Linked DNA regions of Homo sapiens: region 2 is linked to region 1. The links are chromatin loops, found by intact Hi-C in ENCODE. Cell type or tissue: PC-9. All regions are shown on one strand. Links, peaks and the distances in the headings refer to the core of each region. The heading gives the core; the rest is flanking DNA.

The links. Hi-C counts contacts between places; a loop is a spot of excess contacts. Peaks named below come from ENCODE experiments on the same cell type or tissue, not always from the same donor. Only the 100,000 strongest peaks of a DNase experiment are listed, where the experiment ranks them.
Region 2: a loop joins it to region 1, with 9 times the contacts of the local background. A loop is called at or near these places in 2 of 110 quality-filtered maps.

What each region holds. Positions count from the first base shown.
Region 1 is chr9:98,139,700-98,152,195 of GRCh38, reverse strand. All of the region lies in intron 2 of CORO2A (coronin 2A), which reads left to right. Among named protein-coding and RNA genes, the nearest start is that of TRIM14, 27 kb to the right of the region's middle. RefSeq lists an enhancer at 10,022-10,071. In PC-9, for the core only: no CTCF peak of the experiment used is centred there; DNase peaks (open chromatin) are centred at 3,495, 5,745 and 9,585; H3K27ac peaks cover 5,567 bases.
Region 2 is chr9:98,218,233-98,230,728 of GRCh38, reverse strand. TBC1D2 (TBC1 domain family member 2) reads left to right here. Exons shown (of 13, transcript NM_001267571.2): 5 at 1,581-1,777; 6 at 9,501-9,896. It overlaps MIR6854 (microRNA 6854), which reads left to right and starts at 1,512; the gene lies at 1,512-1,580. RefSeq lists an enhancer at 6,860-8,059 and a silencer at 11,668-11,962. In PC-9, for the core only: no CTCF peak of the experiment used is centred there; DNase peaks (open chromatin) are centred at 4,008, 7,258 and 7,638; H3K4me3 peaks cover 186 bases; H3K27ac peaks cover 8,000 bases.

The sequences.
Region 1 (12,496 bases), core at 1,691-9,690:
GAATAGTCCTCTAACTACTAAACATTGAGCAATAAAAATGTCCCTTAAAGAAAAAACAAAAAAAAAAAACAGCAAAAGAGGCCGGGTGCAGTGGCTCATGCCTGTAATCTCAGCACTTTGGGAGGCCAAGGCAGGTGGATCATCTGAGGTCAGGAGTTTGAGAGCAGCCTGGCCAACATGGTGAAACCCCATCTCTACTAAAAATACAAAAATTAGCCGGGCATGGTGGCGTGCGCCTGTGGTCCCAGCTACATGGGAGGCTGAGGCAGGAGAATGGCGTGAACCCGGGAGGCAGAGCTTGCAGTGAGTCGAGATCGCGCCACTGTACTCCAGCCTGGGCGACAGAGCGAAACTCCGTCTCAAAAAAAAAAAAAAAAAAAATTAGCCGGGCATGGTGGTGCATGCCTGTAACCCCAGAGGCAGGAGAATTGCTTGGACCCAGGAGGCGGAGGTTGCAGTGAGCCGAGATGGCGCCATTGCACTCCAGCCTGGGTGACAGAGCAAAATTCCGTCTCAAAAAAAGAAAAATAGCGAAAGAAAAGTTGAAAGTGTTAGGATGGAAAAGGAAGAAATAAAACTGCTATTATTTACATATATAATTGTCTACATAGAACCCAAAAGAACATGTAGTCAAATTATTAGAAAAATAAGAGTATTTGGAAGGTAGTGGATACAAGAATCAGAACACAAAAATGAATTGCATTTGTACATACTGGGAATATTTAGATGATATAATTAAACATTTGCAATAGAATAAAAGAAGATTGGATACCTAGGAATAAACAAGCAACGCTTAGAAGGAAAATGATAGAACATTGTTAAAAGACTAATAAAGATGACCTCAATAGATGGAAATATTTACTATATTCATGGATAGACACTTTTACTTCCTCCCTCAAATTCCCACAGCATTCTCTTTTTTTAGGACATATTCCAAGCCTATTTTTTCCTTAGAACCATGCCCTGACTACTTTGAATTAGAGTCCTTTGTGCTTTTCTGCTAGTACCTCCTAATGTAGTTGGGTGCATAATTGTTGCTCATAAATTTTCATTAACTCCACAAATTATCTCATGGTTGTTCATCCAAATAAATAGGGAGGGTATAAATGGCAAAGGGAAGGGCACAAGCAAAGGCATGGAGGTGCAACTGTATATAGAATGTTCAGGAAGCAATGCAGAGAGCAGCTGTCTGGCCAGAACAAATAATCTGTGAAGGAGAAGAAGGGAAGTACCCTAAGGAAGTGGACTGGGGCTAGCTGAGCAGAGCCTTGAATGCTGGGGTGAGGCATGTGACCTGTATCCTAAAGAGAGAGAGAATGTTTCGAGCTAGGGAGGGACAAGTGCAAAATGGAATTTGTAGAAAGACATAAAAAGGTCAAAATGGGAAGGACCCCCTATAGATGGCCGATTTTGCTACTTGTTTCTTCCAAGCTTTGCATGCTTGTAAAAGATTACGTCCACCAAACAAACTGCATTCTTAATTAATTCAATAATTAGTTGGTTTTCCTTTTATTACTCAAACTCTCAGAACTGTCACTGTTTCTAACTTGCATGAACTGCTCGGTGTAAATGGGTACTAACAACTGATATAAAGAAAATAAATTGGTGTGATGTGATAGAGTGTGACGTGGGTTGGGAGAGGGGACCTAGTTTAGGCAGGATGGTCTGGGAAGGCATTCCTGGGAAGGTGATCTTTGAGCCGAGAGCCACTTGAGGCTCTAAAGGGAGAGTATGCTGGCAGAACAAATAGAACATGCAAACATTCCCCTGAGTGGGAATGGGTTTGGTGTGTCTGTGCATTGTCAGCACGTGGACACATGTGCTGTGACCACAGAGTGGTGGGAGGAGGTGAGGTCAGATTGGGGAGTAGGGCCTGGACTGTGAAGGCGTCGTAAGCCCAGGCAGGAGTCTGGGCTCTATCCTGAGTCCAGTGGGAAGCCACTGGAGGGTTGAAACTCACTTGTCAGCCAGGCGCTGTGGCTAACACCTGCAATCTCAGCACTTTGGGAAGCCGAGGCAGGCAGATCACGAGGTCAGGAGTTTGAGACCAGCCTGGCCAACATGGTGAAACCCTGTCTCTACTAAAAATATGAAAAATTAGTTGGGCGTGGTGGCAGCCACCTGTAACCCCAACTATTCGGGAGGCTGAGGCAGGAGAACTGCTTGAACCCAGGAGGTGGAGGTTGCAGTGAGTCAAGATCGCGCCACTGCACTCCATCCAGCCCAGGCAACAGTGCGAGACTCTCTCAAAAAAAAAAAAGAAAGAGAAAAAGAAACTCACTTGTCCTACACAGCCTGATCCTAGATAAAATGTGTGATTCTCTTTGGGCTTTTTGAAATATAATAAATAGCTCAAAGATACATGTTAATTGCTATCATCACAGACTCCTAGGAATCCAGATCCAACAGGAGCTGTGATACAGTTTGGATGCTTGTCCCCTCCAATTTTCATGTGGAAATGTGATCCCCAGTGTTGGAGGTGGGGCCTCATGGGAGGTGTTTGGGTCATGGGGGCAGCTCATGAATGGCTTGATGCCCTCCCTGTGATAATGAGTTCACCTGAGATCTGATTGTTGAAAACAGTCTGGGACACCTCCCCGTGGCCTGCGGCACACCTGATCCCCCCTTCACTGTCTGCATGATTGGAAGCTCCCCTGCAGTCCTTACCAGAAGCAGATGCTGGTGCCAGGCTTCTTTTGCCTCCTGCAGAACTGTGAGCCAAACAAACGTCTTTTCTTTGTAAATACTCAGCCTCACATATTCCTATATAGCAATGCAAAATGGACTAACACACCCAGGAGCCACTAATCAGAGCTTCTCATACTTTAGTGTTACAACACAGATTCTGATGTAGTGGGTCTGAAGTGGGGCCAGGGAATCTGCATCTCCAACAAGCTCCCAGAGATGCCTGATAAAATACAGGATGCCCAGTTTAATTTGACTTTCAGATAAACAACAAATCGTTATTTTTGCTTTTTTCTTTTTAATTAAAAGTTTTATTTTGACATCATAGTAGATTCACAAGCAGTTATAAGAAATAGTACAGTGCAATTCTGTGTATCCTTTACCCTGTTTCTTCCAGTGGTAACATCTTATAAGACTACAGTACGCAGTACAGCATACTGTTGTGATACTGGCATCACTACAGTCAAGATACAGAACATTCCATCATCACAAAGATCTGTTCCCCTCCACCCCCATTCCCTCCTTAACCCCAGATGACAATTAACCTGCTCTCCATTTCTATACTTTTCCCGTTTTAGGAATGTTACATAAATGGAATCATACAATATGTAACCTTTTCAGCTTGGCTTTTTTTACTCACTGTATTTCTCTCGCAGTTCAGCTGGGTTGTTGCATATATTGAGTATTGATCATTTTTTTTTGTGTTTTGTGTGTGTGTGTTTTGTTTTTTTTGTTTGTTTGTTTTGTTTTGTTTTGTTTGAGACAAGCTCTGGCTCTTTCACCCAGGCTGGAATGCAGTGGCATGATCATATCTCACTGCAGCCCTGAAGCCTCCACTTCCTGGGCTCAAGCAATCCTCTTACGGCAGCCTCCTGAATAGCTGGGACTACAGGTGCATGCCATCACACCCAGCTAATTTTTGTATATTTTTTATGTAGAGGTGAGGTTTTGCTATGTTGCTCAGGTTGGTCTTGAACCCCTGGGCTTAAGTGATCCACCCACCCCAAACTTCTGGAATTACAGGTATGAGCCACTGCACCTGGCCTCAATTATGTGTTCCTTCTTTCTTTTTTTAAATTTTTATTTATTTATTTATCTTATTTTTTTTTTTTTTTTGAGATGGAGTCTCGCTCTGTCGCCCAGGCTGGAGTGCAATGGCATGATATTGGCTCACTGAAGCCTCCGCCTCCTGGGTTCAAGCAACTCTCCTGCCTCAGCCTCCCAAGTAACTGGGACTACAGGCACATGCCACCACACCTGGCTAGTTTTTATATTTTCAGTAGAGATGGGGTTTTGCTATGTTGGCCAGGCTGGTCTCAAACTCCTGACCTCAGTTAATCTGCCTGCCTCAGCCTCCCAAAGAGCTGGGATTACAGACATGAACCACCTTGCCTGGCCTCTTTTTTTTTTTTTCTTTTTTTTTTTTAATAGAGGCGAGGTCTCATGATGTTGCCCAGGCTGGTCTCAAACTCCTGAGCTCAAGTGATCCTCTTGCCTCAGCCTCCCAAAGTGCCAGGATTACAGGCATGAGCCACCACTCCTGCCTCTGTGTCCTTTCTTACTGCTGAATAGTATTCTATGGTATGGATGCACTACAGTTTATATAACCATTCACTCACTGAAAGCCAGTGGGTTGTTTCGAGTTTGGGGCTATTACAGATTAAGCTGTTACAAACATTTGTGTACATATTTTTGGGTGAATATAAGTAAGTCTCCATTTCTCTGGCATAAAGGGCCAGGAGTGCGGTTGCTGAGTCATAAGGTAGTTGCATGTTTAGCCTTATAAGAAACTGTCAATTTATTTTTACAAATTTTTAGTGTAAGTAAAATATTGCATGGAACCTCCTTATGCTAAAATATTTGTTGTTTATCTGCAATTTGAATTTTACTGGGCATCCTGTGTTTTACTTGCTAAATCTGACTTCCCTCCTCCCAGGTGATACCGATCTACTTGTTTGCCAATTGCATTTTCAATAGCAAGGCTCTAATCTAGCTCAGGTTCATAATTATGGAAAAATCTCAAGCACAAAAGTAGATAAAAATAATATGATGAACTTTCCTCAGCCCAGATTCTAGAATTATCAAGTTTGCCCTCTTGCTTCACTCATCCCTTTTACCTGAAGTATTTTAAAGCAAATCCTAGACATTTTGTCATTTCAACCTCTGCCCCCCGCCCCCTACCACATGTCAGTATGCAATTCTAAAACCAGGGACATTTTCTGACATAACCATAATGCCAGGATCACATTAATAATAACTCTTGTGTCACCTGATTCCTAATTCATGTTAATGGTCCCTGGTTGCCTCATACATGCCACTTTGCTTGTGGTTTGTTTGCCTCAAAGTCCAGATGGGGTCCACATCTTGCATTTGATTGATGTTTCTTTTTAATTTTTTCTTATTGTAAGTAGAGATGGGGTCTCACTATGTTGCCCAGGCTGGTCTCAAACTCTTGGGCTCAAGGGATCCTCCTGCCTCAGCCCCCCAAAGTGCTGGGATAACAGGCATGAGCCACCACACCTGGCCAATATGTTTCTTATTAAGTAACCACATCCATTACTACTGTGCAGGCACCATGCCATAGCACTTACCTGCACAGACAGGCCTTAGAGGCTCTTTATTATGTTGTAACCAGGGTTGGAGTGATTATGCTGATACCTTATGAACATTAGCCCCATTTATAGGGGATCTTGCCCCATTGCACAGATGAGGTCGCTGAGGCTCAGGAAGATGACTTCCCAGAGGACCCTGTGCAGTGTGTCCAGGACCCGAATGGGAGCCCAGACCTGGGTGTGGCCTCGGGCCTTGCTCTCACTTCACTGACATGAGGCCCCTGAGGTTTGGCACTGATTTGCATCAGCTCCTACTTGTTACCAGGATTACGTTCTGTGCCAGGCACAGAGATGTATCAGTAGGTGAGTGATGTGAGAACAAGGAAGGGACAAGCTAGCTAATGATTTAATTAAGTACATAAATTGCATTGAGATTGGGAGATGTCTGGCCTTGCCACAGCGTGCAGGAAGTCCTTCTCAGAGGGGCCGGGCTGCCCCAGGCAGTTTCAGATGTCCCAAAGGGAGTGACACTGCAGGCAGGGTCCCTCCCTCTTGCCTGTTGTGACCCAGGGTGAGCTGGTTAGAGGGAGGCTGGAGGTGAGTTTCGCAACCTGCAGCCTTGGCAACCAGGGACTGTACTCAGGGAACAAAGGCAGCAGGGGAAGGCTGGGGAGAGGCCAGGACTGTGCTCCTGAGCCTGGGGCCCAGCCTGCCACAGAGTCACTCCAGGGAGGGGGTGAAGAAGGTGGACTTTGCTGTGAGGTGTGGAGGGTGGGGAGGAATGAAAGCAAGGGCAGGCAGAGCCCCTGGGGGTCAGCCCTGGAACCCTGCTGGGAGTAGACAGGCCAGAGGGGACATGGGCCTGAGGGCCTAATGGACACCGTGGCTTTCAGGTGCCTGGGAGAGTGGAGAGGAGCATTTCACTGCCATGATCTTAAAGGCCAGCCTTAGCCAGCATGGTGGCTCACACCTGTAATCCTGGCACTTTGGGAGGCCAAGGCAGGAGATCACTTGAGGTCAGGCATTCGAGACTAGCCTGGCCAACATACCAAAACCCTGTCTCTACCAAAAATAAAAAATCAGCTGGGCGTGGTGGCACATGCCTGTAGTCCCAGCTACTTGGGAGGCTGAGGCAGGAGAATCACTTGAACCCGGGAGACAGAGGTTGCAGTAAACCAAGATCGCACCATTGCACTCCAGCCTGGGCGACAGAGCAATACTCTGTCTCAAAAAACAAACAAACAAAAAACCAAGGCCAACCTGACCCTTCTCAAGCCGATGTGTGTCCACATCACTCCGCTGCTCAGATGCCTCCCAGGACTCCTTGCTGCCTGCAGATAATGTTCTGCCTCTCTCATCAAAGCCCTCTATGCCCTGTCCTAGCCAACTGTTTGGAACCTCAGAGCCTTCCATAGCACATATCTGTTCCCTCCATACAAATTGCCCTTCTAGAAAGGCAGGGTATGGGCTAGTCTGGCATTTTGGAAGTCTCTTCCAGTTCTAGGGGTTTGTTCATCCTGGACAAGAACATACTCAAGGAATGGGTCCTCTGTCTTCAAATATCCAAGGAGTTGGCCTGCCACAGAGGGCCCAGATGTGTCTATAGGTCCCCAAAGGACAACGCCAGGACCAGAAGTGGGAAGTGAGGGGAAGCAGGGGCCACCTGGAGGCCACACTGGGCTCGAAGTAGGAAACATTTTCTCCAAATTCACAAGGTCTGAAAGTAGGATGAATTACCTCAGGAGGAAGTGAGCTCCCTGTCCCCACAGGTGACCAAGTGGGGACACCAGCTGTGGTTCACCGCTTTCATCCCTGGATGTTGGATTCTACAGTAAACCCTCCAAAGGCTCATCTGGGTGCTCATAAGGAGAGGGGTGATGAAGGATGCTCTGCCCTAAATCATGGGAATGTGCTGTGCATTTTAGAAGTGCTGCCATTCCTAGGGTCAAGAAATGCTCCTCTCATCTCTCCCTCTGCTCAATCCCAGCCTCCTCTGGGCGGTCCCTGGTCCCACATCTCACCCTCTCCAGTCAGGACATGGCTCACCTATCCATTTGTCCACCTCTCTATTGGGTCCAGCCTTGCACCCTGGGCAGGGTGAGTAGACTCCATGCCCTCAGCCTCACCCCTCTTGCTCAGCCTCCTCTCTTGCCCTGTCCTCCAGCCTACCGTGCCCGCTGGCTGCTTCAGCCTCCTCCCACTTAAAACCTACCTGTGGCCCTGCCTTTCTGACTTGAGATTCCTCCCCTCCACCTGACCTGGTCAAAGTCTCCCTCTCTTTAAGGCCCAATTTAAAGTCCTCCTCCTCCAGGGAGCCTTCTCTGGTTCATCCCCCAGGTCTCTTGTGTGCCTCTCCTCTGAGCTCAAAGTATATTCCTTCCTGCCTCCTCCATAAGGTAGATGGCTCCTATAGCCCAGGATTGTGAGTACCGCATCTCTGCCATCACCTGCATGCAGTCTGGCACATAGTATGTCCTCAGTGAAAGGCCTGTATGATGATGATGATAACCATGGTGTGAGGACAGCAAGAGCAGACCAGGCCATAAGAGGAAACATTCCCAATCCTGGCTCTGCTGTCCTTAGTACATGATTGTCAACCTCTCTGAGCCCCAGCCTCTGCACTTGTAAATGGGGAATTCTTGTACTATGTCCTGGGGTGGTTGGGAGGTAAATCAAATATTATGAGCAACGCAGCTGGCACTGGGCCTGGCACATATATGACTCCCTAGATTATGGTTTCTAAAGAAAAGCTTTTTTTTTTTTTTTCTTCGAAACAGGATCTCACTCTGTTGCCCAGGCTGGAGTGTAGTGGCACGATCATGGCTCACTGTAGGCTGGACCTCCCAGGCTCAAGTGATCCTCCTGCCTCAGCCTCCCGAGTAGCTGGGACCACAGGTGTGCATCCCTACACCGGACTAATTTTTGTAGAGATGGGGCCTGTTGCCCAGGCTGCTCTTGAACTCCTGGCCTTAAGTAATCTGCCTTGGACTTCCAAAGTGCTGGAATTACAGACATGAGCCACTGTGCCCAGCCAAGAAGCATTTAAAAACCTATTTCTTATAGACATGGGAACATGTCTGATCCAGCTGCCTGCATTCACCAGTAGGAAAACAATCAAGCCACTAGTTCATTCATGGAGGGCATGCCTGGAGCCACTGCTATGTAGGAAAGGATGGGAGTCCCCATGCAGAACAGTTTGTCCCCTGCCCAGTGAGTATATCCCCTGGCCCCTGAAACATACTGAGCAACAATAAAACTGGGTAATGGTAATGAGCTGTGATGAGCTTCTCCTGGCTAATGTACTGAGTACTTAGCAAGTACTGGGCACCGTCTTCAGTGCTTTACTGTGAATGAGGTGCTACTACTGTTGTCATTTCGTAGATAAGGAAACTGAGGCATAGAGAACTGAGGTCACTTGCCCAAGGCTGCACCATGGTAAGGGATGTGGCAGGGATTCCACCCCTGGAAGCCAGAGTCTGCCTGCCCACTTCACCTCTGCTACACTGTGTGTCCTCCCTCTGCCCGTCCTGCCACCCCTGCCTCCCAGTCTCCACCCTGAGCTGTTGGGATGCTCATTTGAGGCCATGACTATGATGCTGTTGTAGGAACAGCTGCTCCCTTGACTGCTGAGGGTCGTGACAGTGGCCTCACAACCTCTCCCTTTCTGGCAATGGAGGTCAGCCGTAGAGAGTCCCCAGTCTGGTCCCCCACCCGCCTGACTCCTCCTGGGTCCTTCTGTCCTGTCTTCCCCCTCTGCCCCAGGGCAGCCCCTTGGAGACTTGGAGGTGATGCCTCTCCAGGCAGGGCGGCCCAAGCCAGGGTTCTGTGGGGTCTGCGAGGGGAGCAGGCGTGTCTCCCCTGATTTAGAGCTTGTACACCACATCCATCAGAAGCCTGTTTCTGGCTGAGTGCTGGCCTAATGGGCAGAAGGTGGAAATGGCCTCCTGATGATAAATGTCCCTGACAGGCTTTTAGCAGCTCAGTCAATAGCCCACCAGGCTGGCTAATGTCCGCTCCTGCCTGTGGTCCTCAGCGTAAAACCTTTTAGAAGCAGAGCAATCTGCCAGCCCAGGGCAGGGCAGCGCAGGGCAGCGCAGGGCAGCGCAGGGCAGGGCAGGGCAGGGGAGGTGGGGCGGAGGGGAGGGCTGGGGTGGGCTGGGGTGTGAGTGGGCAGCCTTCCCTCATCAGCTGAGAAGGAAGAGAAGGCTGAGAAGGAAGAGAAGCTGTCTAGGGCTAGGCCCTTCTGAGCCACGCCCAACCCTAAGGCGCCTTCCCTGAGTCTGTGGGAGGTGGGAGGTGTGTGTCTGAATGGGGCTCCTGGGCACTTTGCCTCCCGTCAGCCCGAGGGCAGCCTGACTATTGGCTCATCTGGCTTTTCTTGGGAAACCGCACTGCGGAAATTGGGGCATGGCCCTGGGCCAGAGTCTAAAGGCCCGGAGAGCAATCAGTGCCCCACAGCCAAAGACACAGTACTGCTCATGGCCTTTGACCCAGGAAATGATCCCAGAGAAAGGAAAGGCTGTGTGCAGGAAGGAGGCCAGGGCAGGGACTCACAGAGCACTCACTGGTGCTCCCTCAGAGCACAGGAAGTACAGCACCAGGCTCACACTTGGGGAACCAGAGGCCTGGGCTCAAGCCCAGCTCTGCCCCTCACCTTTGCAGTGACCCTGGGCAAGTCCCTACTCCATGCTGGATTTCCCCAAGTCTGAGGTCCGAGAGAGGGTGCTGGGATCCATTCGCAATGCCTGCCACAGGTGCAGGATAAGACAGTGCAGCTGTGGGCTCCATTCCTGGTCTCTAGAGCCCTTCAAGAGCTACAGTTTTATAACAGAAGTTTTTGGCTAATCCTGGATGGACCCATTTTTTCAGAAAATCTGTATTTTTGTTTTTAAACACCTTTTTTAATTGCAAAACTTACATAGCTAAAAATAAGACAAAGATATTAAAGCCAGCCATTTATTCCACCATCTAGATATAACCATGATTAACATTTTGGCTCATTCCTTTTAGTTTTTTTTTCTCAGTTTTGACATACAAATATACATACATATACATATAATAGTAGCTTCTGTTACTGAGCACTTACAGTAACACCTGACTGTTGGGCTCTTCATGCATAGTATCTCATTTAACTCTCAACAATCCTGCAAGGAAGAAATGATTATTCATTCACATTTTACAGATGAGGAAAAAGAGGCTTGCAAAATGTGAGCAGGTGCACAACATGCTCAGGTTTTAATTTTCGAAAACTCACCTTGAGGACAGTGTACAGGATGTCCTGGAGGCTAAGCAAGAGGTCATTGGCAGCTGGGCGCAGTGGCTCAAGCCTATAATCCCAGCACTTTGGAAGGCCAAGGCGGGCAGATCACCTGAGGTCAGGAGTTCAAGACCAGCCTGGCCAACATGGCAAAACCCCGTCCCTACTAAAAAATACAAAAACTAGCTGGGTGTGGTGGCACGCACCTGTAATCCCAGCTACTCAGGAGGCCGAGGCAGGGAGAATTGCTTGAACCTGGGAGGTGGAGGTTGCAGTGATCCGGGATCGCACCGCTGCACCCCAGCCTGAGCAACAAGACGAGACTCCATGTCCAAAAAAAAAAAAAAAAAAAGGGTCAGTGGTCCCATGGAGACCTGGGCCAGGGCCTGTGGGTGCAGTGTCCTTCTAAGACCCTAGCTCCAGGTACCGCCCTGCCAGGACAGGGCAGGAAGCATGCACCTCTCTCCCCTGTCCTGCTGTAGAAGAGGCAGAGACCACTTGAAAGAGAGAAAATTTTCACCTCCCTCCATGCACATCACTAACAAAGGACACAAGTCCACATTCTTTCCTTTTTTTTTGGTTCTCTTTCTCCCTCTGAATGTGTAGGTGTGTGTATAATTTTTTGTTTTCAGAACTCTTTGAGGGTAAGTTACATCCATCTTAGCCCTTCATCCCTAAATACTGTTTCCTAAAAATACAAATATTCTCTTACATTACTGCAGTACATTATCAACTTATATAAGTTTAATGTTGTGATAATACTGTAATCTACCGTTCTTGTTTAGATTTGTTAAATAATGTCCTTTATAGCGTTGTCCCCTCCAGTAGGGGATCCAGTCTAGGCGGAGGTGTCTGATCACTTTTTCCTGAGGGGAGAGACCTGGATTAGCCAGAGTATTTCCAGAGGGAGGCACAGGACCACCTCCTCTGTTTGCAGAGCTACTAAAATGCATGCATAGGCCAGGCACGGTGGCCCATGCCTGTAATCCCTAACTTTAGGAGGGCAAGTTGGGAAGATTGTTTGAGCCCAGGAGTTCAAGACCAGCCTGGGCAACATAGCAAGACCCCATCTCTACAAATAATTTTAAAAATTAGCTGAGCTTGGTGACACATGCCTGTAGTTCTTAGCCTGGAACTTGGGAGGGTGAGGTGGGAAGATTGTCTTACCCCGAGTTCGAGGCTACAGTGAATCATGATTGCACCACTGCACTCCAGCCTGGACAACAGAGTGAGACCCTGTCTCTTAAAAAAAAAAAAAACAAGTACAGTGGTCTCTACACAGATGGGGAGGTGATGGAAGAAGAGAAGGTTGGGTGTTCCCTGAGTCCACCCTGTTCTTGAAAGTCCCTCTAGAAAAAATCCCAAGACTATTGATTCTGCAAAGTCAAGGACTATGTTGAGTGTTCACCTTGCAATCAGCCCCTCCAACAGCACCTGTCCCCTGGGCACCTCGGGAATATTTGTGGGATGGATGGATGTTGGCCAGTTTTCTTCTCAGCTGTCTCTTTCACTTAGATATAAAAATGGCTGGGGGAGCATTCTGGTGGGTGGCTCAAGAACCTGGAACTAGATGGTGGATGTGGGAGGTCGAGGGCCTGGGTCCTGGTCCCTGTTCTGCCAGGGCCATGCAATGTGATGTGCAAAATGAGCAGATTGGTCACTGCCAGTCCAAGGTTCTGTGACTGAACTGGTGTGGTTTCTCTATGACCCCAAGAAATCCAAGTCTCTTGGTGGAGTTGGAAATAGCTTCAGGGCTGTGTGGCATGGGCTGGGGGACCTGTATGTCCCTCCCAGCACCTATACAGGAATTCTCATTAGGAAAGGGGAAAATGAGGGAAATGCCCTTTCTATGTAATTGAGGTAGAATTCACATACCAGAAAATTCACCGTGTTTTGTTTTTTGTTTGAGACAGGGTCCCATTCTGTTGCCCAGGCTGGAGTGCAGTGGCACAATCATAGCTGACTGCAGCCTCGACCTCCCAGGCTCAAGCAATCCTCCCAC
Region 2 (12,496 bases), core at 2,929-10,928, 77 kb before region 1:
ACTCCTGACTTCAAGTGATCTACCCGCCTCAGCCTCCCAAAGTCCTAGGATTACAGGCGTGAGCCACCACGCCCGGCCGAGCAAGGTACTGTTTTTGCACTCAGTGTCTGGTTCCTGTCACCTACTGGAGTAACTCTTTATTTGTTCAAGACTGTTTGGCCAGCCCTTGGCCTGGTCTCATGCTAAGTCATTTGGCCTATCCCCAAAGCCCTGCGTGTCCCCTATCCTGGGATGCCATACCACATTCTTATTTTCAACACCTTTAACACTTTAGTCCCAAGAAATAGGTAATAGTTTACTAAAATGCATACTCCTGCAAATGAGTAATTTGGTTAGGAGATTTAGATAAGATCAATTTACGATCCTACAAAATATCTGAGAGTAGGCAGTAAATGTGGCTGTAAGCTCAGCAGCCAAGGCAAAGAGGGAAATGCAAGCAGCTAGATTATTTCCAGTGTCCATAAGACTAAAAACATATTTTCTTATAAGAAGCAAAGCTTTTCTTGGAAGTTCCTAGGGCTGAAGGGAATTTCTTCTGCTGGGGACTCATAATAGGCATGATGTATATATCCCATGTGAACAAGCTTCTCAAGGGCCCTTGGCTACATAGTCAGGCCCTTAAATGTCCCTTGATGCAGGCTGATGGCAGAGACCAGAAGCACAGCTGGGTCAGGGCAGGACAAGGCAACACAAGGGAATGATTCTCTGATGTTTGGTTTGATTTAAGAATAAAATTTTGATGACTTAAAAACAGTGGGTGGCAAACATTTTTTGTAAAGAGCAAGATAGTAACGATTCGAGGCTTTGTGGGCCATAGGGTTTCTGTTTTAAGCACTCAGTTCTGCCTTTGAGGAGTAAAAGCAGCAATAGACAGCACATAAACAAATGGGCATGGCCGTGTTCTAATAAAGCTTTATTTGTAAAAGCAGGCTGTGGGCTGGATTTGGCCTGTGAACCATAGGTTGTAACCCAGGAGATAAAAGGACTATGCATCCTTGAGACAATCAACTGTGGGGGAAATATATCTCTTAACTTAGCTTGGAATAAGAAGAATCAAGTTAAATGCTTGAGCTGCTCTCTGGAGCAAGAATGCAGAGTACAGACATTCATTTTGTGTTCCTATCATCAGACAGATCTGTGTGCTTTGAAAATCTCCTAGTACATAGAGGTGGGATCCTGAAATAAGGAACAGAACATCCTGCCAGGGCTTGTGCCTGAGGAGAAAGCCACTTGGCAAACACCAGCAGGGTGGCATGAGATAGACCAATGCAGGCTGGGTGGGATCTGAAGGAAGGAGACAGGCACAGTTTAGCAGATGGGCCAGCACAGTGCAATAACGTTTATGTAGGCCAGTGGTTCTCACAGTCTAACCCCTGGACAAGCTGTGTCAGCATCACCTAGGAACTTTTTAGAAGTGCATATTCTCAAGCCCTGCCCCAGACCTATTAAATCCAGAGCTCCGAAATTAGGGCCCAACCATCCGCATTTTAACAAGCCCTCCAGGTGCTTCTAAAGCAAGCTCAGGTTTGAGAACTGCTGATGTCATCAGTCATAACTTCTGCGTTTCTCCTCTTGAGCAGGGAGAGAGCCAGAGGATTCTCCAAAGCCTGCACCCAAGCCTTCTCTGACCATCAGTTTCGCTCAGAAAGCCAAGCGCCAGAACAACACCTTCCCATTCTTTTCTGAAGGAATCACACGGAACCGAACTGCCCAGGAGAAAGTGGCAGCCTTGGAGCAACAGGTTCTGATGCTCACCAAGGAGTTAAAGTCTCAGAAGGTGAGGTCTGGTCCCAGGGAGGCCCCAGGTTCCAGTGGACCCCTCCAGTTCCTGGAGCCTTTCGGATAAGCTAGATGGGACGCATTAGCCGTGCTGGGCACCAGCTACTCTCTGGTCTTTAAAGGCCAAACTGCAGAATGTTGAAATATGCTGTTGATTACTCAAGAACCTGATGTCACTCAAAGTAAGTCACAAAAGGGCACCAAGGGCAGGTATCTCTGGAGATCTACTCTAATAACTGTCTCTTGGACCCCTCCTGGAGGGCCATGCATGGTCTCACCCCCTACCCAGAAAATGACATTATTTAGAGGCAGGTGATCTGGATGCAGGGTCATGGGAGGGGCTGTCGATAGAACTGGGGGGAACTTTGACCTGGCAGCCGATATCTGGGCACAGATATCTGAATGACCGTCACAAGACTGTCACAGGAGAAAGCAAACAAGCAGCATGTGTGTGGCCCAGGGCTAAGCCAGGACCAACACAGAAACAGTGAAAGGAATATTTGGGCTTAATATGGTAAGAAGTTAATTACGAGAGTTACAAGAGCTATATAATAATTGTAGAAAACAGATCTCATACACACAGACATTAAAACTACTCCAAAATCCTACATCCCAGAGAGTAAATGGTATTAAAAGCCAGGGGCTACCTTATGAAGTAGTGAGGGTCCCAGGGCAAAGATGTGAGAGGGCTGCAGCTCCGGGCGGGAGCCCCTCTTTAGAGTGATAAAAGCGACTAAGTTAGGCAGTTGTTACATAAATCCCAACGGTGGGGCCTGGTAGGACCTGTGGTGGCAGTGGCGGGCTCCAGTGAGGGCCCAGACTCCTTTTCCTCTAGAGGAAGGCCTAAGCTTTTGTGTTTGAACTTTGGCTGCCCGGAGGCCCTTTCTGCTTTGTTTTCCAGCCCTGACTCCAGAGGACTTAGGCTGGGGAGGTGGGGCTTATGCCCTATTACCTTCTGAATATTTCTTATAACTTGTACATTTCTTCTTTTCTTTTCTGCCCTATTTTGGTGGGAAGAAATCTAGAAAAAATGCTCTCCCTATACCTAGTTTGGCCCCTCGTCTGCCTTTTCTGCCCCTAAGCAGTGACCACTGTCAGCAGATCTCAGGGGAACCGGCAGAGGCTTCATTCCTGGCATGTCAGAAGTTACTTTTTTTTTTTTTTTTTTGAGACAGAGTCTCATTCTGTCACCCAGGCTGGAGTGCAGTGGTGCAGTCTTGGCTCACTGCAACCTCTGCCTCCCGGGTTCAAGCGATTCTCCTGCCTCAGCCTCCCAAGTAGCTGGGATTACAAGCACCTGCCACCATGCCCAGCTAATTTTTTTTTGTTTTTTGGTTTTTGTTTTTAGTATTTTTATTAGAGACTAGGTTTCACCATGTTGGCAAGGCTGGTTTCGAACTCCTGACCTCAAGTGATCTGCCCACCTCAGCCTCCCAAAGTGCTGGGATTACAGGCGTGAGCCACCGTGCCTGGCCAGGAGTTACATTTAGTGAAGCAACTGGTGATTAGACATTAGAGTTCTCAAAGGAGGGGGCTCATTTATTCATACGTTCTTAACTCATGTGTTTATTCACCAAATTTTTATTAAGGGCCTGTTATGTGCATGCAGTGTTCCAGGTGCTGGGAAAGAACAATGAGCAAAAGACACAGGCTCTGCCCTTACAGCTTGCATTTCATGGCAGAGACAGACATTAAACAAAGCAACACCCAAATGTGTAGTTATAACACGTGAGGTCCCCTCTGCTGCTGCTTAGCAGCCCAGCTGTCTTTTCCTCCTGTCATCATGGTGCTCCAGTTCTGAGGCTGCTGGACGCTCCTGAGAGCTGAGAGGGCATGAAACAGAGCCATAGCAGCTACTTGATCCCTGGACTAGTAGAGCTTAAATCCGAAACCCAAACCTGGAAAGAAAAAGAAATCCTGAATATACGGGCAGCCTCTCTTGACACAGCCTTTCTTTCTAAGACATTACAAATTGTCAGATGAAGTAGAAAGGCCCCAGGAAACCTAGATTTCATGAAAGTTTGCCCCTGATTGCTCTGCATCTCTGGAGGACTCATCATTCTTCAATAAATAAAGGCAAGATTCTTGGAGATTAATAAGGGTTGACCAGGCTATTGACAACTCCCATATATTCAGAGGGAAATTGTCAGGAGGAAGTTGTTGATGCATTGAAGAATCTGGATTTTTTTTCTACCAGGTAACCTTCCACCAAACCTCGACTTTGTGTCCTGGGACAGAGGGTCAAAAGGAGAATGAGTTGTGATTTATTTAGTTTATCCAATTATTGTGCAATAGGAGTGGATTTGTTTACTCTCCAACCCATTCCACAAATGAACTTCAGTCTTCAGGGTGATTCAAAGAACCAGCCTTTAAATAAGACAGCACAGGCTCAAATTCTGGCCCTAAGCAAGTTTCTTAACCTATCTAAGCCTCAGTTTCCTCTTCTGTAAATGGAGTTGCAGCCGTGTTTACTGGAGAGACCTGTGCCCAGATTCATAAAGCCCAGTACCTGGCACCCAGCAGCTGCCCAACAGATGCAGGCTCTGGTTGTTCTGGCGATTACTGCAGCCCTCCTTACCCTCCATGTCAATCTCTTCCTGCCCTACAAGCAGTGAGGTGCCCTGCTGAGGGGCTCAGAGACGAGGCGGGAAGTGAGAGCCCATCAGTGCCTTCAGGAAATGTGCCGTGGGGCCATAGCAGTGATCAGGGAGCTTAGGTCTTCATTCCACATTAGGAAGGGAGGAATGGCAGCCCCGTAACTCTAGGGTTTCACCTGTAGCCCAGATACTGAAACCAAAGAGGTGAGACAGAAAAAGCCAGCACAACTTCTGGGTGCCCAGTGGTGCCCCCAGGCACTCAGAATGCCGCTAGGAGAGCCGCTGTCCATCTGAGACCCTCATTAGAGTCCCATTCATCAGCTGGGAAGATGGGCACCTGGAATCCCAGGAGCTACCCCTGCGAGGTACCTTCCTGTGTTTCTTTAGTGGGAAGGCACCTCCTGTCTACCTCAAACTTCAGGAGGACATGGGAATTTGGGGTCTTATCCTAGCTGATCTGGCCATTGCCAGTGGCTTTCGTGACTCTTTAGGAATTTCTATCTCAAACACTGCGAGATGCTCTTGAGAGCACATTGCAGACAAATCCCTGCCCTTGGGCACCTCACCATCTAGTGGGGAAGAGAAGATGTGAGCATGGGAACTGCTGGTATGAAGCGCGGCCCCAGGACTGTGCTGAGCCTTCCCATGTGTTATCTCTGTCCTTACAATAGTTTTCATCCCCTTACTCTGAAAGGGAAACTGAGGTTCTCAGAGTGTCTGCATGCTCAGGGTCTCCCAGGGGCTAAGCCAGCATTTGAGGAGCTCAGAGGAGTTGGGTGACTTGCCCATGCGCAGGCAGCTGGAAAAGCCAGGATTGGGGCCCTAACCTCCTTCTCCAAGTCTAGAGGCTGGGCTGCCTCCTCTCTTCCATAGTCTCATGGTGAGGCCCACTATGAGACACAAGCACCAAAACTGCTCTTGAGAAAAAATGAATGCACTCCCTGTGTACCCCCTGGTGTCATATTAAACCACAGGTTGACTTCAATACCCATTAAGCCATTATCTGTCCCCATACCTGCAGCACTGGCCCCACAAGAGGTTTGGGCTCTAGGAGATAGCACCAGATGGCTGATTGGCCGGGGACTGACCCTTGGAGTTGACAGAACTCCACCCAGCCTGAAGGCCGTCTGCTCTGGCAGATGGAAGGCTGTTGTCTGTGGTGATGTTGGCCATCTGTTGGCGGCTGGGAATGATGAACCCCTCTGGGACCCTGCCTGCGGCCCTCTGGGGCCACCTTAGTTCAATCAGGATTACTGGGTAAAGGAACGTAATTTTTTAGGAAACTCAGTGGGGCAACGTATAGCCTCTTACTTTCCTAGAACTCCAGCCAAAAACTTCAGAGGACATGAAAGAGGGCTGGGAGGTACCTTGGCCATGTCAGCTTGGGGAGGGACACTTGGCACTTTCTCTTTCATGCTAGAGGCAGTTCTGAGCAGAAGAGGAAGCTTTAGCCCCATTCATGAGAAAGCTGAGGTTCAATGAAGAGGCCACCTGAGCTACCCTCCTTAGAGTCACCTCGTTAGATACACCCCCCACGGATCCAGAATGGGAACCGAGGCCTGTGCAACTCCAAAGCCCATGCCCCTTCATCTGACCCCTGTAGGGCCCACCACTGATGAAAGTAGCAATGCTCTAAAAAGATAAAGGATTATTTTTTAAAGATGATTTATTGGCTTTTAAAAATTTAAATAAAGTGACAACTTATGACCACGTATCAAAATCTGAGATGAACCAAACAACTCGATTGAGAAATATTAAAAGTACCACTTGGGCCGGGCATGGTGGCTCACACCTATAACCCCAACACTTTGGGAGGCCAAGGTGGGAGGATCTCTTGAGCCCAAGAGTTCAAGACCACCCCGAACAACATAGGGAGACCCTGTCTCTACAGAAAATAAAATAATTAGCTGGGCAATGTGGTGCATGCCTGTAGTCCCAGCTACAAGGGAGACTGAGGCAAGAGAATCTCTTGAGCCCAGGAGGTTGAGGCTGCGGTGGGCCGTGATTGCGCCACTGCACTCCAGCCTGGGCAACAGAGTGAGACCCTGTCTCAAAAAAAAAAAAAAAAAAAAGAAAAGAAAAAAAAACACTTCAAAAAGCTTAATTTCATCAACCCCTCTATTTTTCTTTTCTTTTCTTTTCTTTTTTTTTTTTTTGAGATGGAGTCTCGCTCTGTCGCCCAGGCTAGAGTGCAGTGGTGCGATCTCAGCTCACTGCCAGCTCCGCCTCCCGGGTTCACACCATTCTGCCTCAGCCTCCTGAGTAGCTGGGACTACAGGCACCCGCCACCACGCCTGGCTAATTTTTTTGTATTTTTAGTAGAGACGGGGTTTCACCATGTTAGCCAGGATGGTCTCGATCTCCTGACCTCGTGATCCGACCGCCTTGGCCTCCCAAAGTGCTGGGATTACAGGCGTGAGCCACCACGCCCGGCCCAACCTATTTTTAAGAATTGGTCCTAAGACATTGCTTATAATCCAGACTTTAGGTTTCTTGAATTCATGACATTCTCACTCCTCATCTTACAAGTCCTACTGAGGCTCCCTCCCTCTGCCCTGGTTCCGTTCTTTTAAGCCTATTTTATTCTGGTACAAGAATTCTGGGGGTGGGAGGAGAGCCTCCTGGGCTGGTGTCTCAGTCTTAGATTCTGGGAGCCAAATGCGGGAAGGAGACAGCTAGATGTAATGAAATAAGCTTCAGAGTCAACTAACTCCCCAAATTGAGGGAAAGACACCCACTGGTCCTGCTCCTAGGGCAAGTCTGAACAATGATGTCTGTTGGTTATTTCCCTGGGCAGTCATCCAAGGTAACCTCCAAATCTCAGCTGAAGCAGAAAATGGCCTAGGCCCCCAGTTTTCCTGGAACCACAGGAATGTTAATCTCTCTCCACTGAGCCCTGAGAAGCTGACTTCTTCATTCTGGACGTTCCAAACATTCCCTTTTGGTTTGCAATCACTGTGCTGTCCTCACCCCAACTTCCTGCCACACCCCAGGGCTCCCACAGCTCCATGGTAGCTCTTTCCTTCCTCCAGGTCTTTACTGGGGCTGTAGCTTGGCCACATCTGGAGGGCCATCCCCACCCTCATCTCCCACCTGCTGCTCGACCATCTCTGGCCCTTCTCATTCTTCACAGTTTCTTTTAAATGCTCTGGACTGGTATTCCCCACAACCTCCACCCCAGACAGAAGTCATTGCCTTTCCCACAAACACCCTTGTTCCCCTGACTTGCAGTAGATCATTCCACTGTGGTGGGTCATGTTCATTCCCACCAGCCTTTGCAGTCCTTGGAGGTGGGAACTCTCACCACTCCCTCTCTGGGCCACGGCACCTGGCTCAGGGCCTGGCCTGGCACCGAGTGGTGCTTGGTAAAGGTTGGATGGATGGATGGGCATGTGGAAGGAAAAGAGAGAACCAGAGAAAGGATGGTCACTAGTCCTAAGGTTTCAGAAGATGCAGGCTAATGTGGTCTTGTCATTAGCTTCTCCAAAAAAGTCATGGTTTTTGGCAGTTTTCCTCCAATATAGAATTGTTCTTAGCAAATAAGGCTATCCAGCCAATCCACTCATTTTAATACTTTGGTGTGGTATAGTTGACATGTCTCTAGGAAACCATGTTTTTCCAAATGAGAAGCACAGAGCAGGGCAGTGTTGCCTGAAAGTCATACCTACCTGGTATTAGTTCCACGTGGACCTGGCTGCTGATGTCCTGATCCTGGCCCAGAACAAATTCACATCCCTGCTTTGGGACAGATAGGCCTGAGTCCAGGCGTGGCCCTCCCTGGGGAAATTACAGGCTTAAAGGCACAGGGAGCTGAGCAGACCTTGAGTTCCTGTGTGAATTAGTTGCCCCTGCTGAGGAATAAATCAAGCTCTATTGTTTCTGAACTTTCTAGAGTTCCTTCCACCAGCTTTGCAGGCATCGGCTGGTGGGCTGAAGGTAACTAGGCACAAATGGCTTGAATGAGGTCCTCTGTGTGTGGCTTTACATGGGGATTGCCAGTGTATTTCCTCTTTAACCCTGACTCAACTTGATTGGTAGTGACTGGCTGCTATATTGAGAATGATTCTGAGGCCTCAACTAGGGTAGGCTGTGCAGGAAGAAGTATGGGAGATTAATTAGTGATGTCTGCCACAGGGATGAGAGGGAAGAGTAATGCCACATAGCTGCCACCCCTGGTTTTCTTAGTTACTGAGCACAGGCTTTGGAATCTAGCCAATTGAGATTGAATTCCATTCTACTCTCTGCTGGGCCTCAGTTTGTTCATCCCTGAAATGGATGTGTATATGTCAGGGTATGGGTTCAGCTGCTGTGACAAAAACATCTCCACTGGGTGTGGTGACTCATACCTGTAATCCCAGCACTTTGGAAGGCCAAGGTGGGCAGATCATTTGAGTCCAGGAGTTTGAGACCAGCCCGGCAACATGGCAAAACCCCTTCTCTACAAAAAAATACAAATATTAGCCTGGTGTGTTGGCATGTTCCTGTGGTCCCAGCTACTTGAGAGGCTAAGGTGGGAGGATCAGCTGAGCCCAGGAGATTGAGGCTACAGTGAGCCATGTCTGTGCCACTGCACTCCAGGCTGGGTAACAGAGGGAGACGCTATCTCAAAAAAAAAAAGTTTCAAAGCACTGTGGCCCAAAACGAGTGAGAGGTTTCTCATTCACATTAAAGAACCCAGAGGTAGGTGAGCAACTCTGAGCTGGGGGGCAGCCCTTTCTCAACATGTACCTTCTGCTGTGGGTCTGAGGCGGCCACTCTAGTTCCTGCCACTTCCCAGCCAGAAGCAAAGAGAACTGGACCAGAGGAGCGTGTATCTAGTGGTTTTAAAGGTAGGACCCAGAAGCTGCCCATCTCACTTTTCATTTCCCATTTAGGCAGAATAGTTACTTGGCTACACCTCACCATGGCTTGGCTGGGAGATGCAGTTTTAAGCTGGGGAACCATGTGCCCAGCTAACAGTCACTTGAACAGAGAAGGAGAAAGTGAGTGTCAGGATGAGATGCCGCAGGGATGCTGCTGGGCACCTCTCACGGTTGTTAGGAGAACTACTGATAACATATACCCCACTGTGGCGCCCAGCAGGCCCTCCCTGAGCTCACAAGATTCTTCCCTCTCCCTGCCCAGGAGCTAGTGAAGATCCTGCACAAGGCACTGGAGGCCGCCCAGCAGGAGAAGCGGGCGTCCAGCGCATACCTGGCGGCGGCTGAGGACAAGGACCGGCTGGAGCTGGTGCGGCACAAAGTGCGGCAGATCGCGGAGCTGGGCCGGCGGGTGGAGGCCCTGGAGCAGGAGCGGGAGAGCCTGGCGCACACAGCGAGCCTGCGGGAGCAGCAGGTGCAGGAGCTACAGCAGCACGTGCAGCTGCTTATGGACAAGAACCACGCCAAGCAGCAGGTCATCTGCAAGCTCTCTGAGAAGGTCACCCAGGACTTCACGCACCCCCCTGACCAGTCTCCTTTGCGCCCCGACGCTGCCAACAGGGACTTCCTGAGCCAGCAGGGGAAGATAGAGCACCTGAAGGTAGGGGCCTCCCCTCAGGGCCTGCCAGTCCTGCCGGTCCTCTGTCCCAGCCCTCAGGGAAGGTGCGCTCTCCACCCCTAAGGGTTTGCTAGGTGGAGTGGGGATACCCCTTCATCCTAGAATATTCACATTAGAAACACATGTTGATGGGAATATTGCTCTACGCTTCTTCACTTTCTTTACCACAAGGCCCAGTGCAGTTTGCCTGGGCCTTGATTGACCCATTAACCAGTAGCCCTGGTATCCTGGGCTACTGAAAAGTGAAGGTGCCTCTAGATTATCAAATGAGAGATGAAAGCCTGACTAGCTAAGTGTGGGGCCTGGCCTGGTCAACCTCCCTTAGTGCCATCCCAGTGCACCCGAGAGCCCTAAGGGGCCAGCACGACCCTCCCCCCACAGTCCTGCGCCTGCACACTGTACGGATGACCTGCAGCTGCCAATAGTCACTGCTCCCATCTGTAGAATTTATAGGGTGTTTCCTGTGTGCCAGGCACTGCCCTCGGTGGGTGCATCGCCACATTTAGTCCTCGCGCCAGCCCTGTGAGGTGAGGCAGCCGCTGGTGTGCTCCCCCTTTACAGATGTGGAATGCTGAGGCTGAGAAAGGTTAAGGAGCCTGCCCAGGGTCATGTGCTGAAGAAGTGGAGGAGCTGGAGCTGGGCTGGAGCTCATGTCTGCGGTCTGGTCTGTCTGCTCAGCTGCCGCTTCTAGCTGCTGCCACCATCCCTGCTCCTCCTTTCCTCCCCTTCCTTCCCCTTCTCTGTCCCTATCTTTCCCTAGGCTTCCCCACCCCACAGGGACCAGTGATGTCACAGGAGGTAGGAACTTTATGTGAAGTGTGTTGCCTGCCGTGACCCGCAGCCTCCTCTCTAAAGGGTTGTGACAGGAACTGTCCCACTGGGAGGCCTGTGGCTGTGGAGTGCACTCATAGCCTCCACTGTCCGTAAAGGGAGCCATACAACCAGAGTTCGTCCTGCCCCAAACCCTGCCACTCACAACCACATATGTACAGTCAGATGCCATATAACAGGCTGCATATGTGATGGTCCCATAAGATTACAATGAAGCAGAAAAATCCCTGTCACATAGTGACATCATAGCCGTCATAACATCATAGCACAACATGCTACCTTTTCTATGTTTACATGTGTTTAGATACACAAATGCCATTATGTGACAGCCACCTATGGTATTCAGTACCGTAACAGGTGCACAGGTCTGCAGCCTCGGAGCAATAGGCTACACCATCTAGCTGGGTGCGTAGTAGGCTAAATCACCTAGGTTTGTCTGCGTCCAGTCTACAATGTTTGCACAACAGTGAAATCACCTAATGACGCATTTCTCAGAGTGTATCCTCATAATTAAGCCACACGAGACTGTACATATAGACTTATAACCTTGAGAACTCTCATGCTACTCTATCAAAGAACTACTCGGTGAGGGCAGATGGAGAAAGAAAAAAAAAGAAATCAGGAAGCTTTTGAGAGAAAAGCTCTCAGTGGGCAGTGTTGAACAGTGGCCACCACCCAAGCTTTGAAGTCAGACTGACCTCTTTGACTCTTGGCTCTGCCTCTTTCTGGCTGTGTGACTTTAGGCATGTTAGCTCACCTCTGTGTCAAATAGCCCAACTAGTCCTCTTGACTAGGGCTGTTAGAAGGATAAAGGAAAAGGACGTGAAACCTGATTCCCTTCCCTTTCTTTCAGCAAAGACTGAAAACCCACATAACCAGTTCCCGAATCTTTTCCCTTATTTAGTCTGAAATCAGAGATTCTTTTGGGTTAAAAGAAAAACATAACCTTTCCAATGCAAATGCAGCCAGATGATTAGAAAGCTCTCAGCCCTCCACACAGCAGGGAAAACTGCTTCCATCTGATTGCTTTTCTACCCTGCCTGCCCCCAGCCAGGCGGCTTCCTCTTCTCTCCACCCATACTGCCGGAATCCACTGTGCAAGCCCCGGTAGAGCAGCACAGGGGTCAGAAAGATTTGTGGTGGCGCACGCCTGTGTTCCCGTCTACTCTGGAGGCCGAGGTGGGAGGATCGCTTGAGCCCACGAGGTGGAGGTTGCAGTGAGCTGAGATTGTGCCACTGCACTCCAACCTGGGTGAAGGAGTGAAACACCATCTCAAAGGAAAAAAAAGAACACTAGATCAGCCAGGTGGCTCCAGACAGCCTGAGAGTTGATTGTAATCATGGACTCACTAGGAGACTGAGTGTGCCCCTGAATTTACATATTCAGGAATTTTATTTTTTTTTATTTTTATTTTTTGAGACGGAGTCTTGCTCTGTCACCCAGCCTGGAGTGCAGTGGCGCGGTCTCGGCTCACTGCAAGCTCCGCCTCCCAGGTTCACGCCATTCTCCTGCCTCAGCCTCCTGAGTAGCTGGGACTACAGGTGCCCGCCACCATGCCCGGCTAATTTTTTTGTATTTTTAGTAGAGACGGGGTTTCACCATGTTAGCCAGGATGGTCTTGATCTCCTGACCGCGTGATCTGCCTGCCTCGGCCTCCCAAAGTGCTGGGATTACAGGTGTGAGCCACCGCACCTGGCCATGAATTTTCTTTATCAGTGAGCTCAGCTACATGGAGACTCTGGGTATGTGA